Linked DNA regions of Homo sapiens: all the other regions are linked to region 1. The links are chromatin contacts, found by Hi-C or POLR2A ChIA-PET in ENCODE. All regions are on one chromosome and are shown on one strand. Each heading gives the region's core, a stretch centred on a gene start or an enhancer-like site at or near the end of the contact. The rest is flanking DNA. Distances are from core to core; before and after follow the strand shown. Region 1 holds the start of NBEAL1 (neurobeachin like 1). Region 2 holds the start of BZW1 (basic leucine zipper and W2 domains 1). Region 3 holds the start of KCTD18 (potassium channel tetramerization domain containing 18).

The links. Hi-C counts contacts between places; a loop is a spot of excess contacts on that map. ChIA-PET counts read pairs that join two places held with the same protein, here RNA polymerase II (POLR2A). Pooled maps may share reads with other maps.
Region 2: a map with no recorded cell type shows a loop between it and region 1 (16-fold over the local background). The contact joins the promoter of BZW1 here to the promoter of NBEAL1 in region 1. A Hi-C loop is called at or near these places in 1 of 37 single-sample maps with no recorded cell type and 8 of 50 pooled maps. POLR2A ChIA-PET finds 5 or more read pairs at or near these places in 1 of 52 experiments (Caco-2).
Region 3: a pooled map shows a loop between it and region 1 (7-fold over the local background). The contact joins the promoter of KCTD18 here to the promoter of NBEAL1 in region 1. A Hi-C loop is called at or near these places in 2 of 37 single-sample maps with no recorded cell type and 6 of 50 pooled maps.

What each region holds. Positions count from the first base shown.
Region 1 is chr2:203,013,412-203,017,150 of GRCh38, reverse strand. NBEAL1 (neurobeachin like 1) reads right to left here and starts at 2,276. Exons shown (of 56, transcript NM_001378026.1): 1 at 2,169-2,276; 2 at 716-995. The coding sequence starts at 766. RefSeq lists a silencer at 2,175-2,404 and an enhancer at 2,043-2,596.
Region 2 is chr2:200,810,659-200,814,507 of GRCh38, reverse strand. BZW1 (basic leucine zipper and W2 domains 1) reads right to left here and starts at 2,598. Exons shown (of 12, transcript NM_001207067.2): 1 at 2,518-2,598; 2 at 1,227-1,300. The coding sequence starts at 1,290. It overlaps BZW1-AS1 (BZW1 antisense RNA 1), which reads left to right and starts at 2,338. Exons shown (of 4, transcript NR_110275.1): 1 at 2,338-2,723. RefSeq lists enhancers at 1,245-1,760, 1,761-2,276, 3,125-3,384 and silencers at 2,025-2,394, 2,925-3,074.
Region 3 is chr2:200,507,672-200,511,622 of GRCh38, reverse strand. KCTD18 (potassium channel tetramerization domain containing 18) reads left to right here and starts at 1,555. Exons shown (of 7, transcript NM_152387.4): 1 at 1,555-1,995. RefSeq lists a silencer at 1,323-1,782.

The DNA of each region.
Region 1 (3,739 bases), core at 1,027-3,526:
CTCAATAACCTAAAATCAAAGCTATCAAGTAAAAATTCACATAAAGACAAGGAGGGGAAAGAACATTATTTCTGAGTGACAAAAATATTAAGGAGTAAAAATGGATAAAAGTACGCACTTGAGTCAGGTAGTACTGTGTTTCTCGGCTACTCAGTACTCCTGTAACCCTTGCATCAGTTTTCCCATCAGTAAAAGGGGATGATCACAATATTCACCTCACAGTATTGTAGTGAGAAGGAAATGAGACAATGCTCAAAGAGTGCTAACTTAGTGGCAGTCACACAGCACGCAGTTCAATCAATAACCTTGTGATGCAATTTCAAAGGTTCATTCCAAGAAAAATGCTTAATGCCCTTCTCATAAAAATGTCTCTATCCTACACTCACTTGTGGGAGAAAATGAAAAGCACAAACAAAAATAAAAATATTTTATTTTTCTCTTAAGGGCATAATTTTACTTATATAATTTTAGGATCATTTGGGGATAAGTATCAAATAAAAGCCGCACCCTACAGTTTTTAACAGTATGCCAATATTGTATGTGTGTTCAAACCTGAAAAAGAGGAAAACAGAAAATCCTTTAAACGCTTTTAAGTTTGGGGTTATTCATTATGACTAAATACACTATTATCTATTAAATAAAGTGTTACTACTGCCAGTCACAAATTTTATAATAAAGTATTTTAAAACATAAAAATAAAAAGGAAAGCAATTACCTTTGTACAATAAAGCATCCAAAGTTCAAAGAGCCTCTCTCTGGATGCCATTCTGGCTTTCACTCTGGCACTTTAAGTTTTCCTTAAAAAAATTATGTTCAAGACTACAGCATGTCCATTTTATTTTCCAAGTTTTTCAGCCGTTCAGTAAAGCTCATAGCAGTAAAGAAAGCAAAAAGAAGTGAAACAAATGGACTGTCCTCTGGTTAAAAACAAAAAGGCAATTTCAGCAGTCACTCCAATATATCTTCATCAGTGGTAGTTGGGCAATTAAATAAATCTGTGAAAGAGAAAAACATCCACAGGTTAGAAAAAGAGGCCATACTAAAAAATCTAGACTTATCAAAAACTAAAGATGTATCTTCTTCACTTCCCACAAACAACCCGCTATACTTTCACATGGACTGATTAGATTTCATAGAAACTTGTGTTTCAGGAAAACATCACAGCTAACACAGTATGTCCACCATAGAATCCTCTAGGGCAGACAGACTCCTAGAGATGGGTACATGTTCATAACCAAGAATGCGTCCAGTGAGAATAAGGAGCAAGACTCCCTTCCCACTCATACCTTTTGTACAGATACAAGGAAAAGGCCCACATCTCAGACATTTCAAATACATCAAAGCTCTTAGAATGTTCTTGTTCTGGTCTCCTCTTCAAAGTTGTTGGGGCCAGGCGCGGTGGCTCACGCCTGTAATCCCAGCACTTTGGGAGGCCCAAGTGCGTGAATCACCTGAGGTCAGGAGTTCGAGACCAGCCTGGCCAACACAGTGAACCCCTGTCTCTACTAAAGAAATACAAAAAATTAGCCGGGCGTGGTGGCGGGCACCTGTAATCCCAGCTACTCAGGAGGCTGAGGCAGGAGAATTGCTTGAACCCGGGAGGCAGAGGCTGCAGTGAGCCCAGATCACGCCACTGCACTCCAGTCTGGGCGACAGAGCAAGACTCCGTCTGGGGTGGGGTGGGGGTGGAGTAGTTGGGACTGTTTGCTGTGTTGCAGGGCAGGGCGTGGGGGCGGGGGAGGAATTCCCAGTTCGTTTGTTCTAACAATCCTCGGAGAGTGGAAGTCCACCCGCCCACCTGGCCTCTCCACCTTTCCATCCAAGAGAAGTGGGCACGCACACACCGGCGAGGAACTTCCCAAAGAAGCATCCAAGTGTTTGGGGGAATCTTTTAATTTCCTCCTCACATCCCAAGACAACCCAAACAGAGGCAAACTTAAGGTGTGCCGAGCTGCCAAGAGAAGCTCTAGAACTGAGGAATGCGGACTCGGCGTCTCCCGACCGCGATCCCAGCCTGCACTACAGTATCGGAACACTCCCTGACAGCCTAGCCCACTCAAAGCCGCCCCTCACTCTGCAGCCCCTCCACCACCAAGCACCGGGGCCCTCCCATTTCTTGCCATGCCGCCCCCTCTTCCCAACGGCCCGCTCCCCATCACCGGGCTCACATTGTGTGCCGCGCGGCAGCCGCCGCCCGGCAGCCGTCTAACTGCTTCCCTCGACCCCTTCCCAAGGCGAAGCCCCGTGTCACCCCGCAGCCAGGCAGACGAGCGGGCGGGACATGGGGGCGGGGCGAGAGGCCGGGAGGAGCAGGGGGCGGGGCTGCCCCCTGGGCTAATCATTTCGGCCGCTGAGGATTTACCCAGCCGTTGGGCGGCAGCTGTTCAATGGTCGCGTAGGCTGGGGATGGGCGGGGTGACCTGAAGCCCCGCCCCAGCATACCTGCGCAGCCGCAGTCGACAGGCTCTGGCTGCCCATCCCTTGGCGGGCGCCGGCCGCGGCACTGAAACGAGCCTTCCCTCAGCTGGACATGGAGGAGGGCTGACGTGCTGACGTCTACGCCCGCCCCGCTTTTCGCTGATGGCGTCATTTCCGTGAGTCATCTGAGGGCGTGAGACCCTACGGTGTTAAAGGGGATTTTGTTTCACTTATTTGTAGAACCGGGATTGGTTCTGGGAATTTAGAGTAATGTAAAAAGACAAAACACACACAGACACCCCCCAAAAACTCCTCTTTTCCTTTTGTGCCTGCTTTCGTCGTCACCGAGTGTCATATCCAAAGGGCTTATTTTACCACCACTAAAGACTTCGAAAGGGTTTTTCTTTTTCAGAAAAGAAGCAAAAGGCTTTACTAACTATAGACAACTTTCAGAGAGATTTGGTTTTTGTATAAGGAAAGAAAAACGCGTAAGATAACTCACCTTTGTTAAACATTTCCACAACTTTTTATTGTGAAAGATTTCAAGTATATTCTAAAGTAAACTAGTATAACGAAACCCTGTATACCGTCACCCAACTTCAAAAATGATCAACTAATGTCCCATCTTGTTTCATTTGTAACAAGGATCCACAAATTGCCTGTGAAGAGCCAGAGACGAGGCGCAGTGGCTATCGCCTGTAATTCCAGAATTTTGGGAGGTCTAGGCGGGCGAATCCCTTGAACCCAGGAGATCAGCCTGGGCAACAGAATGAGACCCTGTCTCTGCAAAAGAAATTTTAATTAGCTTGGCGTGGTGGTGCACGCCTGTAGTTCCAGCTACTTAGAAGCTAAGGTGGGAGAATCGCTTGAACCTGGGAGTGAAGGTTGCAGTGAGCTCCGATGGCGCCACTGTACTCCAGCCTGGGCGACAGAGCGAGACACTGTCTCAAAAAATAAAAATAAAATAAAAAGAGCCAGACAATAAATGTTATAGGCTTTGCAGTCCATTCTGGTTGCAACTTGCTTAACGAAAATCAAAAGAACAATATTTTGAGATGTGAAAATTAGACGAAATTCAAATTCAAGTTTCAGTGTCCTAAAATTTTAGTGGAACACAACCATGCCCATTCCTTTAGTATTGCCTATAGCTGCTTTCACTCTACCATGGCAGAATTGAGAGTAGTTGCTTGCAAATTACACCTTCAATTTTTTATCCTGAAATTACATTTTACATTCAGCATTTCTCCTTGGTTGTCCATTAGGCATGTGAAATTTATATGTCAAAATTTTGGGGGGAAAATATGCTTTTCCTTTGGGATAC
Region 2 (3,849 bases), core at 1,349-3,848, 2.2 Mb after region 1:
ATAATAGGGTTTTGCTTTCCCAATCTAGGCTAGATGACATCTGTTCACACAGTACTAGGGTGACAAACACCTCTGAGTGCCCAGCACTTTCCTGGTTTTAGCACTGAAAGTCTTGTGTCTGGAAACTCCCTCAGTCCCAGACAGGGAGTGTTGTATACCCTACCCAGTACCCTAACCATCAACAGCCAGGCCACGAATCATCTCTATCTGGAACCGGGGAAGTTACATCTCTCCCTGATGCTAATAATAAGAATGCTAAAGCTACTTGCTATTATTTGTATCAAGGTAACATCAGTAACCCACATATTCAAGAGATACACTTTCCCATTTTACTGCCAAACTGTTCTAGTTTACAACTCCAGCTCCTTAAGAAAATTTACCAGCTAAATCTAAATGAATCTGCAAAGATTAGAATCAAATCACACTTTGGTCTCCCCACCACTACTACAAGGGGACAGACAGCCTATGATTAGTGATTTTAAAATTCTACAATATATATCTCAAAATGTCTGCTACTTAAGGAAGAAAAAGAAAAACACAACTTATAACCAGTAGCTGACCTAGTTCTTCATTTCCTCAAAACCACCTGTAAAACAAGGTTAATATGCTTTTGACCAAAAACAGTAAAAATATATCTGAGACTACGTCTTATTTAGCTTTATATCACTAGCACAGCACTTTGCTACAGAATTCAATACTCACCTAAGTACACACTAATGCAAAAAAAAAATAGTAATATAATTCTAATACTTTTTCTACTAAGTCTGTATTTCAAAAGACATTACAATGTGAATCCTGTTCCACAATTAACTTCCATGGGTGAAGTCTGAGTTTTCTCTCACAAATCTTCACAAAATCTGGGTGACTACATTAGGAGTTCTCCTTTTATAAATTAACATTTTTGCTCATTTAAGTTTGCTTAAATGAGACTGCCTGCTAGTGAAAACAGAGCCCTTATTTTTATTTTTAAAAATATTTTACCTTCACACCGAAAAGAAGATTCACTAACCGGCTTAGAGATATATTGATACTAAAAATTAAGGCTTGAGCAGTAAAGCAGTAGAAATATTAAAGGTGTATGTGAAATGGCAGTCAACGAGAAATTCAAGTTTCTTTCTGGTATCTTCTTTTGAGGCTTTAGTAATATGCAAGTACCTGTCAGAGAAGGCAAGATACACAAGATGTTCTGGAGGTTTGAAGAGAGACATTAAAACGTAAATATTTACCTCTTTTTCTAGTTTTAAAACGCTGGCCTGATAGCGTTGGCTTTTGCTGCTTTTGATTATTCATAAAAGACACCCTAGGAAAGGAGAAATAAAGCCTTAATATCAGTGCCATAATACTAATTTTTAAAGCAAAACATCAAACCTTAGTCTAGTCACATATGAATCAAATGGAACACCCACTCTCAGGATATAAAGCTGGCAATTATACCCGATACAGGCACAAAGAATTACCTGCACTTGAATCAAATGTACGTCAAAATGTGCATTTCTCTCTACAAGAAACCCTTCAAATTAGTGCTGTGAACTACTTTTAAGCGACATTGTAGTGCTACAGTGATCACCCGTCATAAACCTAATTGTTCAGTTTTCTCCACATTCCTCTTTACATTCACTTACATCTTCCACGACCACTAAGCATCGCAGAACGCAAAGAGAGATTATCACCATAGTCAGCAGGCATCCAAAATGTGTATGCCAATTCTAAAACACTGTCAAAAGGTGAACCCCTTCTTCTGACAAGCCTGGTTACGGGCAGCACCATCCTACCCTAGGTCATGCCTGTGACCGCAACAGCGGCCGCCTTGCACCACTCAGGCCTGCAAAACTAACAGCCAGCCCAGCCTCCTTCGCCCATATCCCACAGTCCTAGCCTCCTCCCCGGTAACGTGTCTCCCAATCCACACCCTTCCCATGCCTCCCGCCCGAGCCACAGATCACCCGCTTCCCGCCCAGGACCCCATCGGCCACAGCGGGGCGCCGTAGGGTCCCGCGGCTCTTTCTCCACTGACCCTGTCGCCTGCGGTGGCGGCCGCCGCAACGAGCGGACCACAGTCACTGAGGCGCTTTGCGCCGGGGCCCCAGGCGCCCCGTACATCCGCCCGCCCTCCAGCGAAAGCAGCGGCGGAGGCGGCGGCCGCAGCGGTGGTGGGTGGCAGCCCCTCCGCCCCGCCCGCCGGAAGCCCCCACGCGTACATCACACAACAGAGGCCGCGGCGGCTTTGTTAGCCAGGCCGGGCACGGCCCAGAGGGAGCCCGCCTCGGCCACTGCCTTCGCAGCCAGCGCCGCGGCGCACACCCGGACCCCACCTCCCCACCCGGGCCGCCGCTACCCCTCGGCCTCCCTGCCGAAGCGGCGGCCTTTCAGGCCCTAGATCCGGCCCGGCCTCAAGAGGCGACCTCCGTTCGGGCCCATCCAAGCCGGGCCGCATCCAGCCCGCCGCCTCCCTCTCCCTCTGCCCGGCGTCCACGACCCGCAGCGTCCGCCCGGGGTGAGCGGGGCGCCGCGTCTCACCGAATTTAAGGCGAAGAGGAAAGAGCCAGAAATCCCCGATGTACCGGCAACTGCGGCGGTGTCTCCTCTGCGACCGGAACTAACGCCAGGAGGAGGGAGAGGTGCCACCCCCGCCCGGACCGCTCTCCTATCGCGAGATTTCTTCCCCTTGCCCCGCCCTGATCGTGGACAGGCGCTTCCGCCTTTTCTATTGCGCGCGGATTAGGGTGAGGGACTGGGATAGGGGAGGGGAGAGACGTTTCCAGTCTTCTTTATTCCCTTACTGGGTTCCACGTCGCCTGGACACTTGTCCTAGACTAGCTTATTTTTCTTCCCCCGCTGCGTCGTCCGCCCTCTTCACACATGGAGGGGTTGGAAGAGCGGAGCCGGCCCCCGCCGGTCTCGAAGTTGGACGCGTCCTCCTGGAGTCCCTCGCCGCCGGCCCCCTCCTCCAGCACCGGAAGTCGAAGCCCGAGGGCGGGGGGCCCTCGGGTCGTGCGGGGGCGGAGGCTGGGGGCGGGCATGGGGGCGTGGTTTGGGGAAGGAATCCGCACCTCGCCTCCGCCCTGGCCGGGATGGGCGGAGTTCGCTCCAGCTGAGTCCCCTGCCTGGCGACTTTTCTCTGAGGGGCTGTCTCATTGTTCACTACCTCCCTTAAGAGCGAAGAGGACACAGGCCGAAGATTGAGAAGGGGAAATTCTGTCCTCCAACCGCGGTCCCTGCGCGCTGCAGCGGTTGTCTCCCGAGTGTGGTGGCTATGGGGACTTGGAGAGCATCAGAATCCCTTGGAGGACTTGTTATAACAGACTGCTGGGCCCCACCCGTAGTTTCTCATTCTGTAGGCCTGGTGTGGAACCCATGAATGTGCATTTCCAACAAGTTATCTGTGATGCTGCTGCTGGTCCGCACCTTGAGAACCCCTCAGTTAGAGGCTATATCATCAGGGAGCTGGGGTACGATCAGATTAGATAGTGCGTGTGAAAAGCACTGTGGACGTGACAAAACTCTGTGCAGATAAAGATGCACAGCGCCTCTAGGATGTAGCCCCATGTTTTTATTCACTGTACAGTAGTTTACTTCTCTCCAGTTGCTTCCTCACTCTCTGGTAGGAGGAGAGTGGCTTCTCTTCCCTAAACCTTTTGATAAAATAGTTTGTTGACTTCTTTTCCCTAATTAACTATCTGACCTCTACCCCACCCCCCCGCAACTTCATGGAAAAATGACTTTCTCAGCGTTCGTTCCTGAAATTATTGCCAAACCCAGTGTTTTATTCTTCACCCTGTTTGCCTCCTCTGAGCATTGAATGTTACCTACCTCTCTCCTTGAATCCTGGCTCCAGCTATCCTGGTTACG
Region 3 (3,951 bases), core at 306-2,805, 2.5 Mb after region 1:
CTCTTGCCTCTCTCTTCAACCTCATCCCATCTCATCTTCCCCTTTGTCCTGATGCCCACCAAGGCTCAGACATACTAGTGGCCTTTCTCTTCCTACAAATTGCTGAGTCCTTTCCTGCCTGAGGGGCTTCCGACTTGCTCTCCCTTCTTCCTAAAATACCCTTCCTCCATCTCTGCAGAAGGTGGACTCATTCTGACTCCTAGCCCTCAACTTAAATGTCCACTCATTTCCTCGCACCTAGTTATCACTCTCTGTCACCACTTTGCTTAGTGTCTGTTTCTCCCACTTGAACAAGGGCAGGCAAACTATGGCCCATGGACCACCATTTGTTTTTGTCTGGCCCATGATCTAAGAATGGCTTGTACATATTTAAGTGTTTGAAAAAGCTGCATTTTTAAAAGAATATTTTTTGACACATGAAAATTATGTGAAATTGGAATTTCAGTGTCCATAAAGTTGGAACTAGCAATGCTCATTTGTTCAGGTTTTGCCTATGCCTTCTTTTAGACTACAACTGCTGAGTTGAGTAGTTGTGCATGGCCCACAAAGCCTAAAATATTTACAGAACAAGTTTTCTGCATGTTGTACTGGAAAGTAAGGTTGAACGCCCATTATTTGTCTCTTCCAGTCCTTTACTCTCAGTGCTTGCTCCATAGCTAGTGCTTAATAATTACAGGTTGAACAAACCTTCCCTCTCTCCTAAGACTGTTAATATCTAAGGGGATAGGTTGACTTACCTCTCTTTGGCTTATTCTCTTCTAAGAGCCAGTCAGGGAAATTTGGAACCAAATATTTTTGATTTTGGGGAAGCACCTTGAAAACAGGACTGTTATATTTCTCTTGAAATATCTAGCACAGTACCTTGCACAAGGTAAGATGGTGCTAGAAACTGGAAGAACTGTTTTAGGGTTATCGTTAACAGGAAATTAAGTAGTGCATGCAAAGCACTTAGCACAGTGTCAGGTGTACAAAAGTGTTGAATAAATGTTTGCTCTCGCCTCAATTTTCCTTGCTATAATGGGAAATAAATATCACCCTTTATATCACTGTCACACAGACTAAACAAGAATGCTGTGTGTGAAAAAGCTTTGTAAGCTGCAGACACTATCCAGATAGACTTATCCAAGTGCAATATATTAACACACGTTGGCACTGAGCAGCCCTGTTTGGAGGGATGGGCACTGACCTGGGGGTGAGAACACTTAACATCCTAATTCTTGCCACTTATTAAGTGACCTTGGACAATCGCAACTTCTGCGGCTGTTTCTTCTCTTCACCTGTAAAACCAGCCTCTGAACACACAAGACCGTCCCTTGGGGTTCAGCCCTGGCCTTCTCTACCGTGTGTTTCCCTTACCTCCGGGATGGAAGACCCACCCGACTCCGAGGCGGCCCACTGGGGCGAGACGAATCTGGGGGCGGGGCGTGGCGTGGCGTGGCGTGCCCGGGACGTGGCCTCCCTCCCTCCCTGAGCCGCTGCCTCAGAGCCGGGCCGCACGGGGGCGCCGCTGGGGCCGCTCTGCTCCCGAGTTGCCGAGCAGCTGAGAAGGCGTTCACTTCCGCGTCCGCCCCGCGGCGTCCGGCGGCCGCGCCGAGGGTCTGGCGGGCCGCAGGTCAGTCTGGGAAGCTGCCGACCCGCCCCACCCCCCCGGTGCGGAAGAGCCGGGCGCGGGATGGGCCGCGGGCCCGGAAGGCGGCGGGGCGCCCTGAGGAAGGGCACGGGCCGCGCTGGTAACGCGCGCGCCCCGGGCTGCAGGCTCGGGCTTCGGGCCGATTTGGGGTCTCCAGGCCGCGGAAGACCGTGGCGGGGCTTTCTGGCTCCCCAGCTCCTCCCGGCTCTTCCCGCTTCGGAAGAGGAGTGTGAGCCCCTTGAGCGATGTTTTTCAAAGTGGGGTTCGCGGGCAGATCCCGACCCCTCCTCAGACTTTCTGAGGAACTGTGTGCTGTGGCCGGAGTGTCTTCGTTTTCCCAAGCGTCCCTGATGGTTTTGATGCAGGTGATCATAGGAATGCACTCTGGGGGACATTGTCCCCGAGGGCTGGACACTTTCCACATAGCAGGGAGCCTAACTGGGTGCTTTTGAGGATGGGGCCTGCGGAGTGCCCCCCTGGTGTGGCCTTGGAATGATGATGTTCCTATCCTTAGGAGAGACTGCCTGGGGTTGGGGTAGGAGGAGTAGCTCTTAAATCCTCGGGATCGGGGTGCTGCTGTGTTATCGTAGCCAAGTCTTGAGATGGACAGATGCTTAGAGAGTGAAAGGGCTGGGTCAGGATCCATAGGGGTGAAACAGTGCTGGAGGAGGCGGTGTGGGGTGAAGCAGGAAGAACTTGGGGTTCGTCCTGCCGTTCTGGATTGGGGCTGGCTCCACAACCTACTAGCAGTCAGTCCTTGTGTGGCCCCTGTACACATCACTCTTTTTTTTTACCCCAATGGCCTCATCTGTCAACAGGGACAGTAATTCCCATCCAATAGAGTTTTTGTGTGAATTAGGTAAAGTGTGTCAAGTGTCTCTTACAATGGCTGGCACATAATAAGCATTCAGTAAATGGGAGTTATTAAGAGTGACACAGGCCCTGGCTTCCTTGGCCTACAGACCAAAAAGTAGGGATTAAACAAGTGGGGTAAAAAGTGGACAGACACACAGTATATTTGTAGAATTGTGCAAGGATTCTAACTTGGGGGGCAGAAGGATACGTGGGACGGTCATGCAAGAAATTAGGTTTGCTGAAGGCCTTGAAGAATAGATAGGATTCCAGGGAGCCAGTAATGAGGCAGAGGGAACAAGTTCCATCCCATGCCTCAGAGGTGGCTCTCACACATGGATCTTTGGAGTGCTGCTCCCAGGACTTCTAGGCAGTGCGAGATGTCACATCCATAAGTGGTTTTGGAAGGCTGGACCTTTGGCCCATAATGGTTTCTGTTGCTGACCGTATTCTACACACATGGTCTTCCTCAGATTTTAATGGTCTCCTTCCATTTTATTGGAGACTAGCTGGCATCTACAAAACGATCTTAGTTGTTCACTGAGTAAAAGTGAATTGACATGGATGTAGTTGAGCCTTTTGGCAGCCATTTTCAACTTGCTATGAAATGTGTGGATACTGCAGATTCTCAATAATTGGGAGTACCTTTTTCATCACAGTATTGTTTTAGGTGGGAAAACACCACAGTGTCACTTGTGGTTCTGTGATCTCCAGAATGGATTAAAAAAATCCAACCCTTAAACCTTCCCTGGGCCTGGTGCAGTGGCTCACGCCTGTAATCTCAGCACTTTGGGAGGCCGAGGTGGGTGGATCACCTGAGGTCAGGAGTTGGAGACCAGACTGCCCAATATGGTGAAACGCCGTCTCTACTAAAATTACAAGAATTAGCCCGGCATGATGGTGTATACCTGTGGTCCCAGCTACTCAGGAGGCTGAGGCAGGAGAATTGCTTGAACCCGGGAGTGAGCCGAGATGGCGCCACTGTACTCCACCCTGGGCTACAGAGCGAGACTCCATCTCAAAAAACAAACAAGCAAACAAACAAAAACCCCCCAAAACTTCCCTAAAGCTTCATCCATTTCACAGTGAAGAAGCTGGATGATTTGGAGGTGTTATTTGTAGTTCTAGACTGGCCTGGCTACTGGTCTACATAGAATTCTGATCTCAGGCTGGGCGTGGTGGCTCATGCCTGTATACTCAGCACTTCGGAAGGCCAAGACAGGAGGATTGCTTGAGCCCAGGAGTTCAAGACTAGCCTGGGCAACACAGCGAGACCCTGTCTCATTTTTTAAAAATTTAAAAAAATTAAAAGAAGAATTATAATCTCAGTTGATAAATTATATATTCCTTAGTTACCTAACTTAAGAATTATAGTTATCATTGTTAATAATTCCTGCTCCTTTATTTCCTTACATTTCCAGAGTCAATATCAAGTCCCTCAGTAGACACCTTATGGTTAAATTTATATC